Regions from separate parts of the Homo sapiens genome. Here regions 1 and 3 are each linked to region 2. Evidence: chromatin loops called from intact Hi-C (ENCODE). Cell type or tissue: heart right ventricle. All regions are shown on one strand.

Region 1 (8,000 bases), 50 kb after region 2:
ACATTTATTGACCACGATATGCACTTAGCATTATAACAAACAATGTTACACATTATGCAACGAGCAGTGTTTGTGCTTAAGGTCACAAATACAAAAACCCTATGAGGTGTAGCTACCATTATTTCCCTCTTACCAATGAGGAAACAGGTTCAGAGCCATTTAGTAATTTGCCTAATGGCACATAGTATGTGGTGGAACTAATGTACTTGCCTAGGTGTCTGACACTAAAAACCATTCTGTATGTACTTCAGATATTCTAACCACCTTTGATGAAAAGGCACCCCCAGACTACTTCGTTGTAATAATCGTATACAAGGGTCCAGAAACTTGGGTGAAGGAAAGGTGGTAGAGGTAGTATTTTTATGTCAGATCCTTAATATTTTTTCTATTGGTAGGAGAAAAAACTCTTTGTACTTCTTTGAGCAAGCATTTGAACATAAGTTTTTTTTTTTTTTTGGGAGATGGAGTCTCGCTCTTCGCCAGGCTGGAGTGCAGTGGCACTATCTCGGCTCACTGCAAGTTCCCCCTCCCGGGTTCACGCCATTCTCCTGCCTCAGCCTCCCTGATAGCTGGGACTACAGGCACCTGCCACCACTCCCGGCTAATTTTTTGTATTTCTAGTAGAGACGGGATTTCACCATGTTAGCCAGGATGGTCTTGATCTCCTGACCTTGTGATCTGTCACCTCGGCCTCCCAAAGTGCTGGGATTACAGGCATGAGCCACCGTGCCCAGCCCTTTTTTTTTTTTTTTTTTTTGAGACGGAGTGCAGTGGCACGATCTTGGCTCACTGCAACCTGCACCTCCCAGGTTTAAGCGATTCTCCTGCCTCAGCTCCCAAGTAGCTGGGACTACAGGCGCGCGCCACCACACCCAGCTAATTTTTGTATTTTTAGTAGAGACGAAGTTTCACCGTGTTGGCCAGGATGGTCTTGATCTCTTGACCTCGTGATCCGCCTTCCTCGGCCTCCCAAAATGCTGGGATTACAGGCGTGAGCCACTGTGCCTGACCAGAACATAAGCTTTTTAATCATTCTTGGGTTGTTGAGTTTAAATGATTTTTCTTGCTGTATTTATGGAGTAGAGTTAGAAAGGTGGGTGAACTCTTAGTGATTTTCATTTTATAGATGGGAAAACTGAGACCAAAAGAGGATTTGACTTGCTTAAGGTCACAAATACCATAAAAAATTTTATCGCAACTTTTCAATGAATGGCTATTACAGAGTTTATTTTAATGGGATTTTATTTGTATTTTGAAACATTTTTAAAATTCCTGACAATACTTCTACCTTTCTTGAGTCTGTATTATAAGAAGGCCTTTTTGTGAAAAATGAAGTCCTTTAGCAATTAAAATAATTTTACACTTTAGATAACTAAATGATGGACCCTTCTTATAGGATATCACTGTGCCTGCTTATTTATACTTATAATTCCCTGAGCTTCTTAACTTTGTATACACAGCGTACAAGTTGATTCTACGCCTGTATGCCCTCAGATTGTTCAGTCACCTTTAAGCCTGGCTGAATTATGTGGTACTATTTTCAACCTGTGGATTCCTTGGCCATAGTCTCCAGAAGTGGCACAGGCCACTGTCCTCCTGCAACTATAAAAAAGATATTGGTAGCCCCTTGAAGATAGGTAGTCACTGGGTTAGGGATTCACCGTAGGGAGAGTTTTAAAGGAGCAAGGCTTCTGGCTATAACTGCATTAGCTGTCTTTTTAATATACCACTTTTTTTCTTAATTTCAGAATTTTATTTCTTTAAAAAAAGCATGTTTATTTCATAAAAATATAAAGATACAGATAAGCAAAAAGAATTTAACAACATTTAATTGTTAATAACTGGCTTCTAGATGTTTTTCTCTGCATATATCTGTGTGTATTCATAAATACACATACAGATAGGATCACACTATATATTTTTTAAAATCTTTCCCCATCTTCCTTGGTATTGTTTTTATAGCTGTCATAGTGTTCACTATATGGATGTGCCATACTTCTTTAATCATTCCCTTATTTTTGGACCATTAATGTGGTTTCTAATTTTTCACCATTCCAGTTTGTGGTGAATGTGCTGTTACCTAAATATTTGTATATGTCTTTAATTATTTCTTTTGTATAAACTCCCAGAAGTAGAATTTTTAGGTTGCAGTGTATGTGAACTTTTGTGTAAGTTTTCACGTTATGCTACCAAACTGCCCTTTAGAAAGGTGAGTCTCACACTGCCACTGAGATTTCATGAGTGTCCATTGAATATATAACCACAGTGAGAACAATTCTGATCTTTGTCTAAAAATGATATCTCATTGTTTTAATTTATAATAGTAGATTTCTTTTTTTTTTTTTTTTTTTTTTTTTTTGGAGACGGAGTCTCGCTCTGTCGCCCAGGCTGGAGTGCAGTGGCACGATCTCGGCTCACTGCAATATCTGCCTCCTGGGTTCAAGCGATTCTCCTGCCTCAGCCTCCTGAGTAGCTGGGATTACAGGCCCGCACCACCACACTCAGCTGATCTTTGTATTTTTAATAGAGACGGGGTTTCACTATGTTGGTCAGGCTGGTCTCGAACTCCTTACCTTGTGATATGCCCGCCTCAGGCCTCCCAAAGTGCTGGGATTATAGGCGTGAACCACCCCGCCCGGCCTATAATAGTACATTTCTACATTTTTGGCTGTAGGTTTCAAAAACAAGTTCCATTATAATTTTTTTTTTTTTTAAAGGAACTTAAGAAGTATGGAGTGACGACTTTGGTTCGAGTTTGTGATGCTACATATGATAAAGCTCCAGTTGAAAAAGAAGGAATCCACGTTCTAGTGAGTGTGTAGTATTTAAATTTTTCAAAACAAGTTGTATCTTTCAAACATAAATATTTATAAAACTAGGCCAGGTGCACTGGCTCACACCTATAATCCCAATATTGTGGGAAGATCACTTGAACCCAGGAGTTCAAGACCAGCCTGGGCAATGTGGCGAGATCTCATCTGTACAGATAATTAAAAAACTGGTGGGGCATGTTGGTGCACACCTGTGGTCCCAGCTACTTGGGTTTTTGAGGTGAGGGAATCACTTGAGCCCAGGTGGTTGAGACTGCAGTGAGCTGTGGCCACACCACCACATTCCAGCCTGGGTGACAGAGGGAAACCCCGTCTCAAAAAAAAAAAAAAAAAAAAAATTAAAAACTTGGTATTAGGTGGGCACGGTGGCACACATTTGTAGTCCCAGCTACTTGGGAGGCTGAAGTGAGAGGATCGCCTGAGCCTGGGAGGTCAAGGTTGCAGTGAGCCTTGATTATGCCACTGCACTCCAGCCTGGATGAGAGTAAGACCTTGTCTCAAAAACAAAAACAAAAAAACCCTGGCAGTAATACTTTTGGATTTTTTTAAGGTTGTAGTGGAAAATACATTATTGATAGCAATCTTTCAAATTCTTTTGGATTAACAAATTGGCAGTTTTGTTCATTTGTGCTCTTAAAGCCTACAAATCATAGTATTTTCAACTAATAAAAAGCAAAATTTAGTGTGCTCTTATTTTAACAACATGTAAATTTGCAAGTTTTATTTTTTAGGAAATTAATACAATATTTAGCTTTTGTTTCTAGGCTACTAATTTGAATATAATGAAAGTAATTTCCATCAGACATTCTTAAGTCCATATGGAACTCTGCCACTTTGCAAGTACAAGATTAGTTACTTAATATTTTGTGGATAACTTGTAGGAGGCAAAAAGGTGGGATAAGAGGATGAGGAGAGGTAGAAGGCATCCTCCTCCAGAGTAATCAGCATAGTTTCTGATACTTTTTGTTAGGTTTCTGAGGAGCTTTAGTATGATTAGATTTTTTGTCTAGCTCAATTTGAGCACAAAGTGATTGGAATTATTTTAAATTAAGTTCCTTTTTAGCATCAAAATAGGCTGTTTCCTTATAGCAAATGGGAGCATCAGATTAGTTAACATTTTATTCTTTCTTCCCTAAGTAGTTGTCTAAGTTGTAGGAGCAGCTTTTAGGAGCACGTAATGAAATGATCTTGTAATTTTAGATGTCTTTGAGCTGTTGGTTTGATTGTGGGAAGGTTATGTAGTAGGAAGAGAACTGGAGATTTTATAAGTAGTTAGGAAGAACGTAACAAGGAAGATACTGGTTTAAGGTTATGTTCCTGCTTCTTATTGAGAGGTAGTTCTGTAGTCTTTATTATATTGGTCAGTGGTTGGGAAGGCAGTTGATGCAAAAAGAATAATGACCTATTGGTAAGGCAGTCCTCTTATATCTGATCCATAGTTTCCTCATGTCCATTTTGGTGAAAATAAAAACTAAATAGCCAAATGTGTTTTAAAAAAATGTGTTTTAGGGCCCTGTGTGGTGGCTCATGCCTGTTCCCACCACTCTGGGAGGCCAAGGTAGGTGGATCACTTGAGTCCAGGAGTTCCAAGACTAGTGGGGCAACATGGTGAAACCCTGTCTCTCCGAAAAATACAAAAATTAGCTGGACGTGATGGCATGCACCTATAGTCCTAGCTACTTGGGAGGTTGAGGTGGGAGGATCACCTGAACCCGAGAGGTCAAGGCTGCAGTGAGCCATGATTGTGCTGCTGTGCTCCAGCTTGGGTGACAGAGACCTTGTCAGTCAATCAGTCAATAATGTGTTTTAATAGTTTGGCATGGTAATAATTTGCTTGCAGTCAAATTTCTAAATGACTTTACTGTCCACTGCTGGAAATCACTGGGAATGAGTGTAAACATGTCAAATGCAGCCCTGTGTTTAAAAAGTAGTAATAAAATTTAAACTTCCGAAAATAAGCTGCATACAAGTTTATTTTGCTGCATTATGAATATGTTCTCTAGTGAGCAAAAATCAACTTGTTTTGACAGATGGCAGAGTGAGAAAATGACTGGATTGACCATAGTCTGTTTGAGTCAGTAATGTTGGTAAACATCTTTGTGAAATAGAAATGAACTAAAGAACTTGAACTAGTTTGAGGAAGATAATGGTAGGCCTAAGATTTATTCCAGGCCTTTAAATTTAGGTTTTTGTTTTGTTTTAAATAGCTGTGATCTGGGAAATGCAAATCAAAAGCACAATATGATACCACCTTACTCCTGTAAGAATGGCCGTAATCAAAAAATTAAAAAAAAAAATAGATGTTGTCAGGGATGTGGTGAAAAGGGAACACTTGTACACTGCTGGTGGGAATGTAAACTAGTACAACCACTATAGAAAACAGCGTGGAGATTCCTTAAAGAACTAAAAGTAGAACTATCATTTGATCCAGCAATCCCATTACTGGGTATCTACCCAGAGGAAAATAAGTCATTAAAAACAAACAAACAAACAAATAAATAAATAGCTATGATCAGATAAAATGAAAGGTTTAACTTACACTTGAAAAAACAAGGGCATTTAGCCTTAAGCTTGGAATTTCCTTTTCCCAGACAGAGATTTTAAGAGTTAATCTAATTTTGCTAGGTGAGGAGGGTTTTGGAACATTTCATGGTAAGAGGATATCCCCAAATAAGGCCTGTCAGTCCTCTGAATGCTCTTGCAAACCAGACACACATTGGAATAGACTAATGGTGGTTTTAGCTGTATCAATTTGAGGTTCAGATGTTTCTAAATGATTAATGATTTTTTTAAAAATAGACACTACTTATATGAGTAAGTGAAGCATGTTTTATATTGTTTCTTAACTAGGTGCATTTTAGGGAGTATTAGAGGAAGTAAGCTCTTGACTAAGGTACTGGTTTTATTGCTATTTACAGTTAAACTCTCTAGTGACATTTATAATAACACAGTCCTTTAATTATGGGGCGTAGTTGTCAACTCAATCATGTACTGTTTTGGCTAATGGGCTACATGAAGTGTTCTAGTGGTGCCAATAATGAATGCAGAATCAATTTAATGCTCTGTCACTTTTCTCTTTTTCCTCCCCTAATATCTTAAAGTGTCCTTATCCAATCTCATTAGAATAGCCTTATGTTTTTAAAAAAATTCCTAACAGTGTTTTTGCATTTCTATCTTTGAAGCTTAGATGGCAGGAGGGAAGGCTTGTAAAATGTCAGCCCCCAGTCCCCCTCCTCCACTCCCCATTTGTGTTGGTTTCTTAGGACCTCTTGCTAAGTAGTGAGGAAGATAAACCCCTGCCTATACTGTGAATGCTCGTGGGATTAGTCTTAATTGAAAGATAGCCCAAATAGGTGAATACAGAAAGAGAAAGGGATACTTGACAAAATGGTCTCCATTTGCCCAGGACCCTGTCATGCAGCCCTGTCCTTGTTAAATGGGGACATATATAATTTAGTAAGCACTTTAAAAATACTCACTGCTTGCCTTTTAATAAGCACAAAGATGGTAGTTTGTTTCTGTTATGATTTACTAACTATTGGAGATTTCTTATCAGATAACCTTTCTCTAAAGATGTCATAACTTAGTTATCTTGAATTATAATCTTCAATTATCTGTAGAGACCAATGAGACACCAGTTGGTATGCTTTGCCAGAGTGGACTTTTAAATCATGTTGACATGTGCTGTGTCCTCTGTTACTTTGTCTTGGCTTTAATTACAGTTTTGTCTATTATGTCTAATTACTACTCTATTCAGATATCATTTTTGGGAGAACACTAGCTCTTATGACTCTGATAGAGATTTCTGTAAGTTTTTGTAAATTCAGATGTGTGCGACACTGCATTGAGAAGGGTAATTTATTTGGCAAACTTTAATTTCAATCCTGGATCATTTTACAGCAATGATCAGAATTGTGTTAACAATAGGTATATATAGTGCAGTTAGTTCAGTTAGGCCTGCCGTGTGTACTGTGTGCAGGTATTCTGTATTAGGATGTTAATCATGGAGAAAATATCAATTTAATGTAAAAGGTCATTTCTTTTCAGGATTGGCCATTTGATGATGGAGCTCCACCCCCTAATCAGATAGTAGATGATTGGTTAAACCTGTTAAAAACCAAATTTCGTGAAGAGCCAGGTTGCTGTGTTGCAGTGCATTGTGTTGCAGGATTGGGAAGGTAAACTCTTACCTTTATTACCCTTTTTGTCTGAATTCATTACCATGCCTAAGTTAGTTGAAAGTTTCACTTTGGTAGACATTTGCATATATTATACTAAATAACATTAAATTACCTGAAAGGAAAGGAAATGAGAGGAAAAACTAGTGTAATGATTTCTCAAAAGAGCCTGTTCATTTCATCTGGTTGTCTGATTCTGATGCCAGCCTGGATTGTGGGTGTTTTATTTTTCTCCCTATTTCAAGTAATCAAAAGTTCAGGTCACTGAAATTGGCAACAAAATTAAAATAATTTTAGAGTTTGATGAATCTATACATGGTTAATTTTGGACTGAGATGAATGGGAAGTTAATAGATAGCAGATATCTGAACTTTAAACTCTTGAAAGAAGATGTATGGACAAGAATTGACTTTGATCTTAAAACCTTTTCCCCTGAGCATTGCTTAGAATGGTGTTGCAACGCTGTCATCAGCAGCAGATTAAATGCCAATTTAGGATGCACACTTTGACTCAAAACATTAGTGTAGGCTGCCATTGCCTCAAGGTGGTGATTACTCAAGCTGTTAGTTCTGCTCTGCCCTTTTGTTTGCTATTTCCTTTTTTGTAGTGTGGTACTGTTTGTTCATAAGGTTAGAAGTTTTAGTCCTTATCCTGAAGGTTGAAGATAATGTTGTAACGTGAGTTGGCAGTTTTATAACTAGTAGCTATCCTAGTTTTAGGTAGCCCAAAATTGGTGCCCTGTAATGGGCTTTATAAAAACATCATTTCCTTTGTTAAATTTTTTTAAAAAGATAGAACTTCTTCTAGTCATCAATTCTTGGGCATTTTCCTAGCTCATCAAAAGGATTTTCTTGAAAACGTCTAGCACCTTTTTAGCATTTGATAAGGAAATATTAAAATCAATTGGTAATGAAAATTCTGACACATTGGAGATAAGTAATATGTTTGGTCATTTATTTTACTGTGATAATGGCTAAAGGCCAATGAAGGA
Region 2 (8,000 bases):
CAACATAGTGAGACTTTGTTTCTACAAAAAATGAAAAAAATTAGCCAGGTTTGGTGGTATACACCTGTAGTCCCAGCTACTTGTGAGGCTGAGGCTGGAGAATCTCTTGAGCTTGGGAGTTAGAGGCTGCAGTGAGCTGTGATAGCACCACTGCACTCCAGCCAGGGCAACAGAATAAGACTCTCTCTATAAAACCAACCAACCAACCAACCAACCAACCAACCAAACGAACAAACAAACAAACAAAAAAAACAGACGCAAAGTCTTTTAACATTTTTATAGTTTTCAGTGTCTGAATCTTGTTATTTATTTATTTATATTTGAGACAGAGCCTTGCTCTGTCGCCCCAGCTGCAGTGCAGTGGTGCAATCTTGGCTCACTGCAGCCTCAACTTCCCATGCTCAAGCCATCCTCCGCCGCAGCCTCCCAAGTAGCTGAGACTACAGGAGTGCACATCCAGGTAATTTTTTTTTTTTTTAGACGGAGTCTTGCTCTGTTGCCTAAGCTAGAGTGCAGTGGCACGATCTCGGCTCACTGAAAGCTCTGCCATCCGGGTTTCATTCTCCTGCCTCAGTCTCCTGAGTAGCTGGGACTACAGGCGCCCACCACCACACCCAGCTAATTTTGTGTATTTTTAATAGAGACAGGGTTTCACCATGTTAGCCAGGATGGTCTCGATCTCCTGACCTCGTGATCCATCCGCCTCGGCCTCCCAAAGTGCTGGGATTACGGGGGTGAGCCACTGTGCCCAGCCCATGCCCAGCTAATTTTTAAATTTTTTTTGTAGCTACGAGGTCTCACTGTATCACCCATGCTGATCTTGAACTCCTGGCCTCAAGCGATCTGCCCACCTCAGCCTCCCAAAGGGCTGGGATTACAGACATAAGTCACCGTGCCTATCCAAGTCTTGTATAATACTTCTTTTGTTAAATTTCCTCCTATGTATATTATTCTTCTTGATGATATTGTAAATAAAAATTATTTTCTCAATTTCATTTTCAGATTGTTCATTGCCAGTGTATAAAAATTCAACTGATTTTTGTGTATTGATCTTGTATCCTGCAACCTCACCAAACTCATTTATTAGTTCTAATAGTATTTTGTGAACTCCTTAGGATTTTCTATATTCGAGATCATGTCATCTGCAAATACAATTTTACTCCAATCTGGATGCCACTGCAACCTCTGCCTCCCAAGTTCAAGTGATTCTCCTGTCTAAGCCTCCTGAGTAGCTGGGATTACAGGCACCTGCCACCACGCCCATCTAATTTTTGTATTTTTAGTAGAGATGGGGTTTCACCATGTTGGCCAGGCTGATGTCGACCTCCTGACCTCAAGTGATCTGCCCACCTCAGCCTCCCAAAGTGCTGGGATTATAGGCGTGAGGCACTGCACCCAGCTCCCAAAAGCTTCTTTAATCTTCATAATACCATGAGGTTGATGTTACTAATCCTATTTTTTTTTTTTTTTGAGATGGAGTTTCACTCTGTTGCCCAGGCTGGAATGTAGTGGCATGATCTCGGCTCACTGCAACATCTGCCTCCTGGGTTCAAGCAATTCTTCTGCCTCAGCCTCCCAAGTAGCTGGGATTACAGGCGTGTGCCACCATGTCCAGCTAATTTTTGTATTTTTAGTAGAGACATGGTTTCACCATGTTGGCCAGGCTGGTCTCGAACCCCTGACCTTGTGATCTGCCTGCCTCAGCCTCCCAAACTGCTGGGATTACAAGCATGAGCCACCATGCCTGGCCACTAATCCTATTTTAGGAATGAGAAAATTGAAGTTCGAAGTAGTTAAGTGATTTACTTAAGGTCATATAATTGGTAAGTCTCAGAGTCTAGATTTGAACCCAAGTCTTTCTGATTCCATTATATCCAAAGGTCTTTTGAAATACATTTTAAATTTTAAATAAATTTTACCTTGAAAATGTAATAATGTGCATGATAAAGAATTTAATAGTACAGGCTGGGTGCGGTGGCTCATGCCTAAAATCCCAGCACTTTGGGAGGCCGAGGCGGGTGGATCACGAGGTCAGGAGATCGAGACCATCCTGGCTAACACGGTGAAACCCTGTCTCTCCAAAAAAATACACAAAATTAGCTGGGTGTGGTGGCAGGCGCCTGTAGTCCCAGCTACTTGGGAGGCTGAGGCAGGAGAATGGCATGAACCCGGGAGGCGGAGCTTGCAGTGAGCCAAGATCGCGCCACTGTACTCCAGCATGGGTGACAGAGCGAGACTCTGTCTCAAAAAAAAAAAAAAAAAAAAGAAGAGAATTTAATAGTACATAAGGATATCCAGTAGGAATTAGTTCTCCTTCCTACTGCCATGCCCTCTTTCCTCCATTCTCAGAGGCAGTCATTATTGGAGGTGTTTCCTTCCAATGTGTTCTATACATACCTAAATAGATATATCTACATCTATACAAATTCTTATTTTAAACAGACACATAAACTTATTTTTTTCTTTTAAAAACAATCTTAACAATGAATCTTGAAGATTATTCCATACCAACACATCCAGATAGATTTATCTGTCATTTTTTTTTTTTTGAGAGGGAGTTTTGCTCTTGTTGCCCAGGCTGGAGTGCAATGGCATAATCTTGGCTCACTGCCACCTCTGCCTCCCAGGTTCAAGCAATTCTCCTGCCTTGGCCTCCCAAGTAGCTGGGACTACAGGCGCCCACTACCACGCCCAGCTAAGTTTTGTATTTTTAGTAGAGACGGGGTTTCGCCATGTTCGCCAGGCTGGTCTCGATCTCTTGAGCTCAAGTGATCTGCCTGCTTTGGCCTCCCAAAGTGCTGGGATTACAGGTGTGAGCCACTGTGCCCAGCCTCATTTTTTTTTTTTTTAGAGTCTTACTCTGTCACCCAAGCTGGAGTGCAGTGGCGTGATCAGAGCTCACTGCAGTGTCAACCTCCTAGCCTCAAGCGATCCTCCCACCTTAGCCTCCTGAGTAGCTGGGACTACCGGTGCACACCACCGCACCTCAGCTAATTTTTTGTATTTTTTTGTATAGAAGAACTTTCGCCACGTTGCCCAGGATGGTCTCAAACTCCTCAGTGCAAGCAGTCCACGCACCTTGGGCTCCCAAAATGATGGAATTTCAGCCGTGAGCCACTGTGCCTGACCCTTTTTTTTTTTTTTTTAAGGCTAGTTAAGTCAAGTGAAGCTGTGGGAGTGGAAAAGGAATAAAGAAATATTTTAAACAGTTGCATACTATTCCATTTTAGTAAATGACTGTCCTACTGAAGGATGTTTAGATTCTGTCTCTGTTTTTTTTTTTTTTGAAACAGAGTTTCTCTCATCTAGGGTAGAGTGCAGTGGTGCAGTCTCAGCTCACTGCAACCTCTGCCTCCCAGGTTCAAGCGATTCTCTCGCCTCAACCTCCCGAGTAGCTGGGATTACAGGTGCCTGCCACCACACCCAGCTAATTTTTTTGCTTTTTTGTTGTATTTTTTCGGGGTTTTTTTTGGGGCGGAGTCTTACTCTGTCACCCAGGCTGGAGTGCAGTGGCGCGATCTCGGCACACTGCAACCTCTGCCTCCCGGGTTCAAGCAATTCTCCTGCTTCAGCCTCCCGAGTAGTTGGGATTGCAGGCATGTACCACCATGCCCAGCTAATTTTTGTATTTTTAGTAGAGACGGGGTCTCACCATGTTGGCCAGGCTACTCTCCAACTACTGACCTCAAATGATCCACCTGCCTCGGCCTCCCAAAGTGCTGGGATTACAGGCGTGAGCCACCATGCCTGGCCATTTTTTTGTATTTTTAGTAGAAACAGGGTTTTACCCTGTTGGCCAGGCTGTTCTCAAACTCCCAACCTCAGGTGATGCACCTGCCTCGGCTTCCCAAAATGCTGGGATTACAGGCGCCCAGCCTAAATTCTCTTTTGCTGTAGCAAACATCCTTGTGTTAATTTCTTTGGACATGCCAAATTGCCTTGGGAAATACTTTGAAAAGTAAAAAGAACCATACAAGGGCAAGGGCTTTTATGATTAGGATGATTGTTGTTGTTTTCCTGCAACTTTGCCTTCTCTGCAGTCTGAAACCCCAAGTTCTGACCATGAGTGCTCTCTCTAGTGGACAGGCGTGCTCTCCATCACTTGCTCTAGCTGTCAGAAAAGAGTGTCTCCTGAAAGTCTCTGGCTTGGAATAGACAGCATTGTTCAGATAGGTTTGCAGTCTTTAGGCTTAGGCTGCTAAACCCTGATTATGGCCCGTTTTGGGATGGGGTGCTGGGCTACTGATGCTGGTGTGCAGCACATTAACTGCAGGGATAGCCAGAGGTCACACTTCTGGGGATGACCTTGACTTTCAGAGTAGACTGGGTGAGCGGTATTTTGCTAGATCAAGCTCTGACCTGTTCTGACCACAAGAGGACAGTAGTGAGCTGCCTAGCGCTTCTGCCAGGCTCATGGAAGGCCCTTCCTATACAGGGAGTGTCTGTCTGGAGTAGCTCCCTGCAGGACTGGGCAGCCAGGTAAATTCTCCTCTTCCTGAAGAATGAAGGTATGTGCTGGTCGTGGTGGCTCATGCCTGTAATCCCAGCACTTTGGGAGGCCGAGGTGGGCGGATCACCTGGAGTTGGGAGTTCCAGACCACCCCGACAAACATGGAGAAACCCCGTCTCTACTAAAAATACAAAATTAGTTGGGTGTGGTGCCTGTAATCCCAGCTGCTTAGGAGGCTGAGATGGGAGAATCGCTTGAACCCAGGAGGCTGAGGTTGCGGTGAGCCGGAGATCGCGCCATTGCACTCCAACCTGGGCAACAAGAGTGAAACTCAGTCTCAAAAAAAACAAAAACAAAAACAAAAGAAGAAGAAGGAAGGTATGGTAGAGGAAATCTGGTCGAATGTGATTTGAGGACAATATAGGAGAAAGTAAAATCAAGGTGGACTCCTCATGAAAATAGCTTCATTTTTTTTCCTCATAAATATAATGTATGCAGATTATAAAAACTTCAAATAATACATAAAAGTACAAAGAAGAAGCCAGGCGGGGTGGCTCATGCCTGTAATCCCAGCACTTTGGGGGGCTGAGGCGGGAGGATCACGAGGTCAGGAGATCGAGACCATCCTGGCCGACATGGTGAAACCCTCTCTACTAAAAATACAAAAATTAGCCGGGAGTGGTGCTATGCACCTGCAGTCCCAGCTTCTCAGGAGGCTGAGGCAGGAGAATCACTTGAATCTGGGAGTCGGATGTTGCAGTGAGCCAACATCACACCATTGCACTCCAGCCTGGGCGACAGAGCAAGACTCCGTCTCAAAAAAGAAAAAAATAAATACTAAGAAGAAGAGAAAGATCTCCTGAAGTGTCATGGCCTGAAATAACCGCTGTTCAAATTTTTGGCAATACTTTTGTTTTTTCGAGTTTTTTGTGGCAATTTTTTTTTGAGCGGTAGCAAGGTTTATTGTGAAGAGTGAAAGGACAAAGCTTCCACAGCGTGGAAGGGGATCCAAGCAGGTTGCCCTTTTTTTGGCAATATTTTTGAAACCTGCATTTTGTACTCGGAAAATGTTGTGGATATCTATCTTTGTAAATACCTTTAATGTTAGAGGCCTCAGGACTTGTACTTGCATAAATGCTTCTTAAGTTTTTCCACCCAGTAACCCCAGAGGCAGAAAAGATGAATGCTGTGCCAGACAGGTAATGCATGAGACTGTGTGTAGGGTCTGAAATGTACGAGAGCAACAGAACCTTCTTTGAAATACTGGGCTTTCACCTTAAACATTCAGACAAATTCTGCAGTATACCCCATAACATTTTGAATTCTGTTCATTAGTTGTTTTCATTTAAAAATAATTCTGTCCTTTCTCCTCCAAATCTGTATAACTGTCTATTGTATGAAGGTATCATCATTAATAAGCAAACAGTGTTGGACACTTAAGTCACTTCCAGTTTTTCTCTAATGTAAACACTATTGCAATGAGCATCCTTATGCATATGTATTTTCTCTTGTTTGATTATGTCATTAGAATAGAGTTCCAGAATGGGCTCCTTTAAAAATAAAGCTATTTCTTTCCCCCTCAATGCTTTTAAAACATTGGTACAAGGCCAGGCATAGTGACTCACGCCTGTAATCCCAGCACTTTGGGAGGCTGAGGCGGGTGGATCACTTGAGGCCAGGAGTTCTAAACCAGCCTGGCCAACATGGTGAAACCCTGTCTCTACTAAAAACACAAAAATTAGTCAGGCATGGTGGCAGACACCTGCAATCCCAGCTATTCCGGAGACTGAGGTGGGAGAATTCCTTGAACTCGGGGGGCGGAGGTTGCAGTGAGCTGTGATCCTGCCACTGCCCTCCAGCCTGGGTGACAGAGTGAGACTGTCTCAAAAAAAAAATTGGTACAAATGAGATGAAAAAGGTGCTGATGGGGAGAGGGGTTGTCCCTTTAAGCCTCTTTTCTGGTCTCTCGGCTGGGACCAACCAGGGGATGCTCTGGGCTTGGACATAGCCCCTCTTCTGTGCTCAGCACACACAGGTGATATGGATTCTCTGTGCCCAGCACTCTGCTAAGCTCTGATTTCCACCTTCTCTCATTCAGTCTGATAAGATAGGCATTATTATTCTTATTTTACAGAGGGCCAAGCCAGTCCAGTGAATCCAGCTGTTCTGGCCAAGGTGACACAGCTAACAAATGTATGTTTGGGTCTTGATTCAGGGACCCAGGTTCTTTGTCAGCACAGTGAACAAAACTGCTTAGCTGCAGACCTCTTCCTAGGACAGTTGTCTAAGAACCTTTTGGTTACAAGCAAAAACAAAAGATCAAAAAACCACTAGAACTATTTTAAGTTAAAAAAAAACAGGGTGGAGGATAACGGTGAGAAGGAATTAGAGAAACCCAGAGAAATCTCATCGAACCCAGGAGAAGAAGTAATTAGTCTCATGAGGAATGAGGAAGCAGTGCTCTCTCTCTTTCTGTTTCTTTCTGTCTGGGAAATCATGGCCTCCAGCCTCTGCTTCTATAAGTACGTCTTCGTTATTCTCTACCCTGTATCTACCAAAAAAATACAAAAATTAGCTGTGCGTGGTGGTGCGTGCCTGTAGTCCCAGATACTCGGGAGGGTGAGGCAGGAAAATCGCTTGAACCCAGGAGGTGGAGGTTGCAGTGAGCTGAGCTCGCGCTACTGCACTCCAGCCTGGGTGACAGAGTGAGACTCTGTCTCAAAACAACAACAACAACAACAACAACAACAAAAACCTATAAGGAACCTGTCTAGCTCTTTCTATCTCTCAGACCTTTTTCTGTGTTTGCCTCATTCCTAGGTAGGCCTTTTCCTCATGGTGGTAAATGGCTACTAGCAGCTCTATCTGGGCTTATGTTCTCGTGAATTGGCTTCCTCAGTGGAAAGCAAATTTCCCCGTTCCAATAGTTCCAGCTCTGATTGTCCTTGATTGAGTCATAAGTCCATCCTGAACCCATCACTAAGGCCAGAGGATAGGTGTCTCTGACTGGTGAGCCCTTGGTCAGATGACCATTCCCAAGCTGAGGTGGGTCAGCCACATTGAGTAGAGGAGGGACAGTTCTCCAAAGGAAAAATGGGATGCCATTAACAGAGACTCCAGAACCTACGAAACAGTGGATTGAGATTTATACCAAGAACCTCCAAGGATATGTTAAAGATCATGGTGGAGGGTGAAGAGATGCCTTTCACTCTTGTATTCCATACACATTATTAAGAGTTCTATGTGTACTCAGCACTGCTTGGCTCAGGGGATGAAATAGGGAATCAGACAGACAAAGGTCGTTGCTCTCACAGAGCCTAACTTCCAAGGAGCATGCCAACAAATAAATGTTTCTTGAATATCTACTACGGACAAAACAGTGTTCCAACCCCATTTCTTCCCCTTTGCACATATAAAGAGAGATAAAATGTGGCCTTTCACTCAAGAAGTTTAAAATATACCACGGCAGATAAAATAGTAGTAAATAATAACAGGCTTTGGGAGGCTGAGGTGAGAGGATTGCTTGAGCTCAGGAGTTTGAGACCAGCCT
Region 3 (8,000 bases), 150 kb after region 2:
ACCGCCTCCAGCATGGTGGCTCATGTCTGCAATCCCAGCACTTTGGGAAGCCGAGGTGGGAGGATTGCTTGAGTCCAGGAGTTTGAGACCAGCCTGAGCAACATAGCAAGATGCCGTTTCTACAAAAAACCAAAAATTTAGTCAGACATGGTGGTAGGCACCTGTAGTCCCAGCTACTCAGGAGGCTGAGGTGGGAGAATCATCTGAGCCCAGGTGATCATATCACTGCACTTCGGCCTGTACACAAAGCGAGACCTTATCTCAACAAAAAAAAAAGAAAGAAAAAAAAGAAAGAAAAAAGAAAACGCAATAAAAATATTAAAGAATAGAATAATTTAATTAAAATGTGCAATATTTTGATGAAGAAAAATCACAAAAATGAATTGAAGGCCTGGCAGAATGGAAATAAGGTACATTTATGGATGAGAAGACTCAGTATTATTCAATTTTATCCCTAATCTGTAAATTCGATGAAATTCTAATTTAAATCCCAGCACAATTTTTCAAGGATCTTGACAAAATGATTCTACGGTATACAGTTAGCTAAGACGATTATAAAAAATAGAAACCAAGTTGAGGGGGTGGAGCTTGCTCCCTAGATAGCAATATTTATCACAAAACCATAGAACTAAAACAATATTGATCAAGAATAGACAAATCGATCAATGGAAGAGAAAAGAAAGCCAATAAATAGGCCAGGTGTGGTGGTTCACGCACTTTGGGAGGCCGAGGCAGGTGGATCACCTGAGGTCAGGAGTTTGAGACCAGCCTGGCCAACATGGTGAAACCTCATCTCTACTAATAATACAAAAAATCAGCCGGGCATGGTGGTGGATACCTGTAATCCCAGCTACTTGGGAGGTTGAGGCAGGGGAATCGTTTGAACCCAGGAGGCGAAGGTTGCAGTGAACCAAGATCCTGCTACTGCACTCCAGCCTGGGCAATGAGAGAGAAACTCCATCTCAAAAAAAAAAAAAAAAAAAAAGGAAAGCCAAGAAATAAATTGCATTCTTTAATGGGAACCAGGTATATCGCAGAGGTGCTGTCATGAGTCAATGGAGCAAACAGCTAATGATGAGGCAAATAGCATTAGGCCAAAACCTGGGCAAAACCTTACTTTATTTTTTTTTTATGACAGAGACATTTTAGAATACCAGGAGAAAGGCTGGGCCCAGTGGCTCACACCTGTAATCTCAGCACCTTGAGAGGCCGATACGGGCAGATCACTTGAGGTCAGGATTTTGAGACCAGGCTGGCCAACATAGTGAAACCTCATCTCTACTTAAAACACAAAAATTAGCTGGGTGTGGTGGCGTGCGCCTGTAATCCCAGCTACTCCGGAGGCTGAGGCAGAAGAATCGCTTGAACCCGGGAGGTGGAGGTTGCAGTGAGTCGAGATCATGCCACTGCACTCCAGTCTGGGTGATAGAGTGAGACTGTCTCAAAAAAACAAAAAAATAAAAATAAAATAAATAAATAGAATACCAGGAGACAGAGAAACTGGCCAGAGACTGGCTGGCTTCTAAAACCAGTCCTTGCTAATCTTGAGCAAATTACTTAATCTGTCTTGGCCTATTTCCTCATCTGTCAAATAAGGATAATAACAGTTCTTACCTCACAGACTTGATGTAAGGATTAATATAGGTAAATTAATACAGGCAAATACAGGATTAATATAGGTAAAGCATTTAGACCAGTCCCTGGCTCAAAACAGCACTACGTAAGTGTTAGCCATTCTTTATCTCTATACCATGTGGAACTGACAACATCTCCACTCCCGTTTTCTCTGCCCAATGTGGGAGACTTCCATTATCCAAATGGACCAGAATGGCTTGGTTCACTGGTCTTAGGGAACCTGGTCAACTTTCTGCCATCATGACCAAGACATTCCTTAGAGGGAGGGCTTCTCATTTACAAAAACTATTTCCTTAGAGCAGTAATTTTGGTCATTGGTGACATCCAGTCTCTACTCTTACCTCATCTATGACTCTGACTGCCAGATCATGACAGTTTTCAATATGGATTACCCAATAGCTTGGTTTGTTTTTTGTAATAAACCTTGTTTTTTAGAATAGTTTTAGATCTACAGAAAAATCTGAAGATTAGTACAGGGAGTTCCTGTGTACTCCAGACTCGGTTTCCCTTGTTATTCATATTATGCTGTTTTTAAAATTCCACATTATATCATTGAGATACATTCATGTTGATATATAGATCTAATTTATTGAGTCTAACTGTGATTTAGTATTCCATTGGCCTGGAAGGTTCTCACAGTCTCACCTGGCACAGGTTTAGTGCCAGGGAATTCCATCTCCCTCGCAATCAGACTTATCAAATCTCTGGTTCTGGCCGGGTGCAGTGGCTCACGCCTGAAATCCCAGGCCAAGATGGGAGGATCGCTTGAGCTCAGGAGTTCGAGACCAGTCTGGGCCACATAGTGAGACCTCGTCTCCACCAAAAATAAAAAAAAAATTAGCTGGGCATGGCGGTGCATGCCTGTAGTACCAGCGACTCAGGAGGCTGAGAGGGGAATATCACTTGAGCCTGGGAGGTCAAAGCTGCAGTGAGCTATGATTACACTACCACAACTCAGCCTGAGCGACAGAGCCAGACCCTATCTCAAAAAAAAAAAAAAAAAAAAAAAAAGCCAAACACCACTGTTTCTGCAGTAAAAGTATTTACATAATCATAACATTATAAATGTCATTTGGCTTTCAGTGTTAAGAATCAATCTACAGGTAAACAACGGTAAACTGAATTATCTTTACCGAATAGAATGTAAATGCTATAAACCTCAGCGATACAAAAATAAAAGCTTAGTTCATGGATAACGGCAGAAGCAGGGAGGGGACATCAAGGGAAATTATCCATTTCACACAGAGAAGAGTCAAGAGATACAATATACAGAAGAAACAGACATTTAAGAATAGTATTCAAAGTGATAATAGAAACCAATAGTAAAATTTAAAATATAAATATAAAAAAGAGGGCCAGGCACGGTGGCTAACGCCTGTAATCCCAGCAATTTGGGAGGCTGAGGTGGGTGGAACACGAGGTCAGGAGTTTGAGACCAGCTTGGCCAGCATGGTGAAACCCTGTCTCCACGAAAAATACAAAAATTAGCAGGGCATGGTGGCACGTGCCTGTAGTCCCAGCTACTCGGGAGGGTGAGGTAGGAGAATCACTTGACCCTGGGAGGCAGAGGTTGTAGTGAGCTGAGACTGTGCCACTGCACTCCAGCGTGGGCGACAGAGCGAGACGCTGTTTCAAAAAAAAAAAAAAAATATATATATATATATATATATGAAAAGCGGAAGAGAAAGGGGGAAAGGGTGGTTAATAAAATCACCACAGCAGGAAGTCAACAGATACAACAGACACAGTTAAAATTAATAAATCAAGTAATAGAGGCATGAGTATATTATTTACAGTTATGAAATTTAAAAAATTAACATGATGACAAACATGGTAAAAAACAAAAAACAAAACACAGTTGTTTCCAGGAGTTGGGGTATTGGGAAATGAGAGATAGCTTTAAACTTTTTATTTCTAACCTTCTATTGGAATTGATTCTGCATTTCCATCTACATTAATTATATTTGAGATTTTCTTTTTAAATTAGGCAAGCACTATTCACAATAGCAAAGACATGGAATCAACCTAAATGCCCATCAATGGCAGATTGGCTAAAGAAAATGTGGTACATATACACAATGGAATACTATGCAGCCATAAAAAAGAATGAGATCACGTCCTTTGCAGGAACGTGGATGGAGCTGGAGGCCATTATCCTTAGCAAACTAATGCAGGAACGGAAAAACCAAATATTGCATGTTCTCACTTATAAGTGGGAGCTAAATGGTGAGAACACATGGACAGAAAGAGGTTAACAACAGACACTGGGGCCTGCTTGAGGGTGGAGGGTAGGAGGCAGTAGAAGATAAGAAAAAATAAATATTGGGTACTAGGCTTGATAACTGGGTGACGAAATAATCTGTACAACAACCCCCGTGACACAAGTTTACCTATATTAAAAACCTGCATATGGACCTCTGACCCTAAAATAAAAGTTTAAAAATAAAATAAAATAAAATTAGGCAAAAAATCTAGGTAATTCTGACATTGTCCTACTGGCTCAGGGACTATTGCGGTAGGATCAAGTTAAACTCTCAGGCAGGCAGCCAAGGCCCCTCGCTGCCCCATGCACCCACCTACCTCTGCTTGGGAGCCAGGATTGGCACCTCCTCCAGGAAGCCCTCAGGAGGAAGAGGGCGCCCTCTGCCGGGGCAGGAACGCCAGCACGCCTGGGGAGCAGCCTTTTGCTCATCATCAGGGACTCCGCCCCTATCCCTCAGCAAGGGCCTCCCTCCCCCGCATCACGTGATCTCAGCTCCTTTTCAGCTAGTGGGTGGAACCCCAGGAGGGAAAACTCAGGGAAGCCCAGGTGAGAGCGACGCGACCGATGGGGCCCGGATTTCTTGGATGCTGGGGGACTGTCCCAGTAAGGCTTGGGAACCTGGGTGGGGCGCCTTTCAGAACGGGACCGATGGGAGAGAGACGAGAAGGGTTATGGGCACGAACCCCGTTCAGTATCTGCTCCTTGCGCAGTGTGAGAACTGGGAGAGAGACTCCTGGCCCTTCCACTTCCTGTGCTTCCTTGGGTGAGTGTCTTAACATCTCAGAATCTCAGTGTCCTCACCTGTGGCTGCCAGTATGAAATGAAATAAGCACATAAGTCATAAATAAATGGTATCTTATTAGGTCCCATTTAAGCGAATGTGTGAACTCTCAGAGACAAGAAGACCCTGGAGGCCACTGTAGCTCGGCCCTGTTTGGAGGCAGGCCTCTCCACCCTCACCCAGGACACCAGCTCCTGCTGGGTGCTCCCCTCCCTGGAGTGCTCACCCCTAGGCCTCAGGAGTGGAAGGGTCTGGGAGAGCTGGCTGGAAGAGGGGCTCCTCCCAGTTCCCACTGAACGGGCTGACAGGTCGGACTCTCCAAGACAAAGTCTCCTCTTTCTGTCTCCACACAGGGCCCGTGTTGTGCTTTTGGCCCAGGTAGGTGGACAGACATGTCCCAGGCGGGGGACGTAGAAGGCCCCAGCACAGGAGACCCTGTGCTCAGTCCCCAACACAACTGTGAGCTTTTACAGAACATGGAAGGAGCCAGCTCCATGCCAGGCCTGTCACCAGATGGGCCGGGAGCAAGCTCTGGGCCCGGAGTCAGGGCTGGCAGCAGAAGGAAGATCCCCAGGAAGGAGGCCCTTCGAGGTGGCAGCTCCCGGGCTGCAGGTGCTGCTGAGGTCCGGCCAGGGGTCTTGGAGCTGCTAGCTGTGGTACAGAGCCGGGGCTCGATGCTGGCTCCTGGGCTCCACATGCAGCTGCCCTCGGTGCCTACTCAGGGGAGAGCTCTGACCTCCAAGAGGCTCCAGGTTTCTCTGTGTGACATCTTAGATGACAGTTGCCCCAGGAAACTTTGTAGCAGGTCTGCTGGCCTCCCAGAGAGAGCTCTGGCCTGCAGGGAGAGGCTTGCAGGAGTGGAGGAGGTGAGCTGCCTCAGGCCCAGGGAGGCCAGAGACGGTGGAATGAGTTCTCCAGGGTGTGACAGAAGAAGCCCCACACTCAGCAAAGAGGAGCCCCCTGGAAGGCCCCTGACATCCTCACCAGACCCAGTCCCTGTGAGGGTAAGAAAGAAATGGAGGAGGCAAGGGGCTCATTCAGAGTGTGAGGAAGGGGCTGGTGACTTCCTGTGGCTTGATCAGAGCCCTCGTGGGGACAACCTCCTGTCTGTGGGAGACCCTCCCCAAGTTGCTGACCTGGAGTCCTTGGGAGGCCCTTGCAGACCTCCCTCTCCAAAAGACACTGGGTCTGGGCCTGGAGAGCCAGGTGGAAGTGGGGCAGGATGTGCCTCAGGGACTGAGAAATTTGGATATTTGCCCGCTACAGGGGATGGGCCCCAGCCAGGCAGCCCCTGTGGCCCTGTCGGGTTCCCAGTGCCCAGTGGAGGGGAGTCCCTCAGTTCAGCTGCACAGGCTCCTCCACAGAGCGCAGCACTGTGCCTGGGGGCGTCAGCACAGGCCTCTGCAGAGCAGCAAGAAGCTGTGTGTGTCGTGCGGACTGGCAGCGATGAAGGCCAGGCTCCAGCACAGGACCAGGAGGAGCTGGAGGCCAAGGCTCAGCCAGCTTCCAGGGGAAGGCTGGAGCAAGGACTCGCTGCCCCCGCTGACACCTGTGCCAGCTCCCGGGAGCCCTTGGGCGGCCTCAGCTCCTCCCTGGATACTGAAGCCAGCAGGGCCTGCTCAGGCCCATTCATGGAGCAGAGAAGATCCAAGGGCACTAAGAACCTGAAGAAAGGTCCAGTGCCCTGTGCCCAAGACCGGGGCACAGACAGAAGCTCAGACAACTCCCACCAGGACAGGCCAGAGGAACCCAGCCCAGGAGGCTGCCCCAGACTGGTGAGCTGAGTCTGAGAGTTTGGGATAGGAAGGGCCTGGCCATGTTTCTCAATACCATACTTGGCAGTGGAATTTAATAAAGCTAAGCTAGATGGGCGCTTCATGAACATTCTCACATCCCTATTAACTAAACTGGGTAAAATGAGGCCCACAAACTGGGAAAGAGAAAATAAACTACATTCGCTGAATCCTTGTGAGGGGTCATTATCTTTTGGAGTCAGTGAGTCCTGGGTTCGAATTTTGCCTCTGCCCACTTCCTAGCTGAATGACTGTGGGATGTTTTCTTAACCTCTCTAGGTTTCCTCATTGTAAAAAAAGGATACTAATTGCAGCTTCATGGGGTTGTTTCAAGGATTAAATGAGATTATGGTATAAAATAATGTGCCTAGGCCTGGTGCAGTGGCTCACGCCTGTAATCCCAGCACTTTGGGAGGCAGAGGCAGGCGGATCACGAGGTCAAGAGATCAAGACCATCCTGGCCAACATGGTGAAACCCTGTCTCTACTAAAAATACAAAAATTAGCTGGGCATGGTGGCACATGCCTGTTCCAGCTACTCTGGAGGCTGAGGCAGGAGAATCACTTGAACCTGGGAAGCAGAGGTTGCAGTGAGCTGAGATCGCACCACTGTACTCCAGCCTGGTGACAGAGCAAGACTGTCTAAAACAAACAAACAAACAAAAAAAAGGTGCCTAGCACAGCACAAGGCACAAGGTAAATTGCTTAATTCGTGTTAAATTTGCTTTTCCTTTAGTGTTCACAGTTACCCTGTAAGATAGGCGTTAGCCCCATATAACCAGATGGGGAAACTGAGGCTCGGAGGGTTAATAATATTCTCCAGGCTCACATAGCTGGGGAGTCAGTGACCAGCCATGTTCCCTATATCACCACTTCCCTTTCCTTTGTTCTTTTACTTATAATCATCATCATTTTATTAATAATCATAGCTAACATTTATACACCAAAGGCAGAAGAAGACTCTACTTGTTTTTGGTGTATATTTCTCACATAGTTGGATTTTCATCACATTTATTGAATATGCATGATGTGCTAGATGTTTTTGATTTAATCTTCACACGACGTCCACGGAGGTGAGGTTACAGACCCAGCTGGTGAATGGGAGCAAGGCTACAAGCCTAGGCGGTCTGTCTTGAGAGCTCACTGCACTGCCTTCTCTGTGTATTTTCTGTGTTATCGGCACAGTCGTAACAGCATCTGGCTTGCTTAACATGTGCTGGATATTGGGCTAAGCACTTTATCTGCAATCTTTGTAACAAGCCTATGAGGTAGACTCTATTGACATATACCCATTTCACTGATCTGAACACTGAGGCTCTGAGAGGTGACATGAGTACTCAAGGCCAAACAGCCAATTAGTAAAATAGAACCAGTGAGCTGTTTTCCACTATGCATCAAGCCTTTTTACCTATAAATAGGCTCCTATTATGCCTTATTGTTCCAGGACTTTGCTTGGTTTTGTAAGTTCCGTAGTATTTGAAGGTCTTTCCCAGTGGGTTCACCTTGTTCTGCCGAATTTGATCTTTTCC

Evidence for each region. Peaks named below come from ENCODE experiments on the same cell type or tissue, not always from the same donor. Only the 100,000 strongest peaks of a DNase experiment are listed, where the experiment ranks them.
Region 1: a loop joins it to region 2, with 2.0 times the contacts of the local background. A loop is called at or near these places in 35 of 110 quality-filtered maps.
Region 3: a loop joins it to region 2, with 11 times the contacts of the local background. A loop is called at or near these places in 58 of 110 quality-filtered maps.

What each region holds. Positions count from the first base shown.
Region 1 is chr1:31,910,705-31,918,704 of GRCh38, reverse strand. PTP4A2 (protein tyrosine phosphatase 4A2) reads left to right here. Exons shown (of 6, transcript NM_080391.4): 3 at 2,718-2,810; 4 at 6,879-7,009. Among named protein-coding and RNA genes, the nearest start is that of PTP4A2, 24 kb to the left of the region's middle. In heart right ventricle, no CTCF peak of the experiment used is centred here; no DNase peak of the experiment used is centred here.
Region 2 is chr1:31,960,656-31,968,655 of GRCh38, reverse strand. No RefSeq gene overlaps it. Among named protein-coding and RNA genes, the nearest start is that of PTP4A2, 26 kb to the right of the region's middle. RefSeq lists enhancers at 6,447-6,586, 6,907-7,016. In heart right ventricle, a CTCF peak has its summit at 4,371 (motif pointing right); a DNase peak (open chromatin) is centred at 4,385; H3K27ac peaks cover 890 bases.
Region 3 is chr1:31,812,405-31,820,404 of GRCh38, reverse strand. SPOCD1 (SPOC domain containing 1) reads left to right here and starts at 4,383. Exons shown (of 16, transcript NM_144569.7): 1 at 4,383-4,444; 2 at 5,033-6,454. The coding sequence starts at 5,072. In heart right ventricle, a CTCF peak has its summit at 4,274 (motif pointing left); a DNase peak (open chromatin) is centred at 4,324.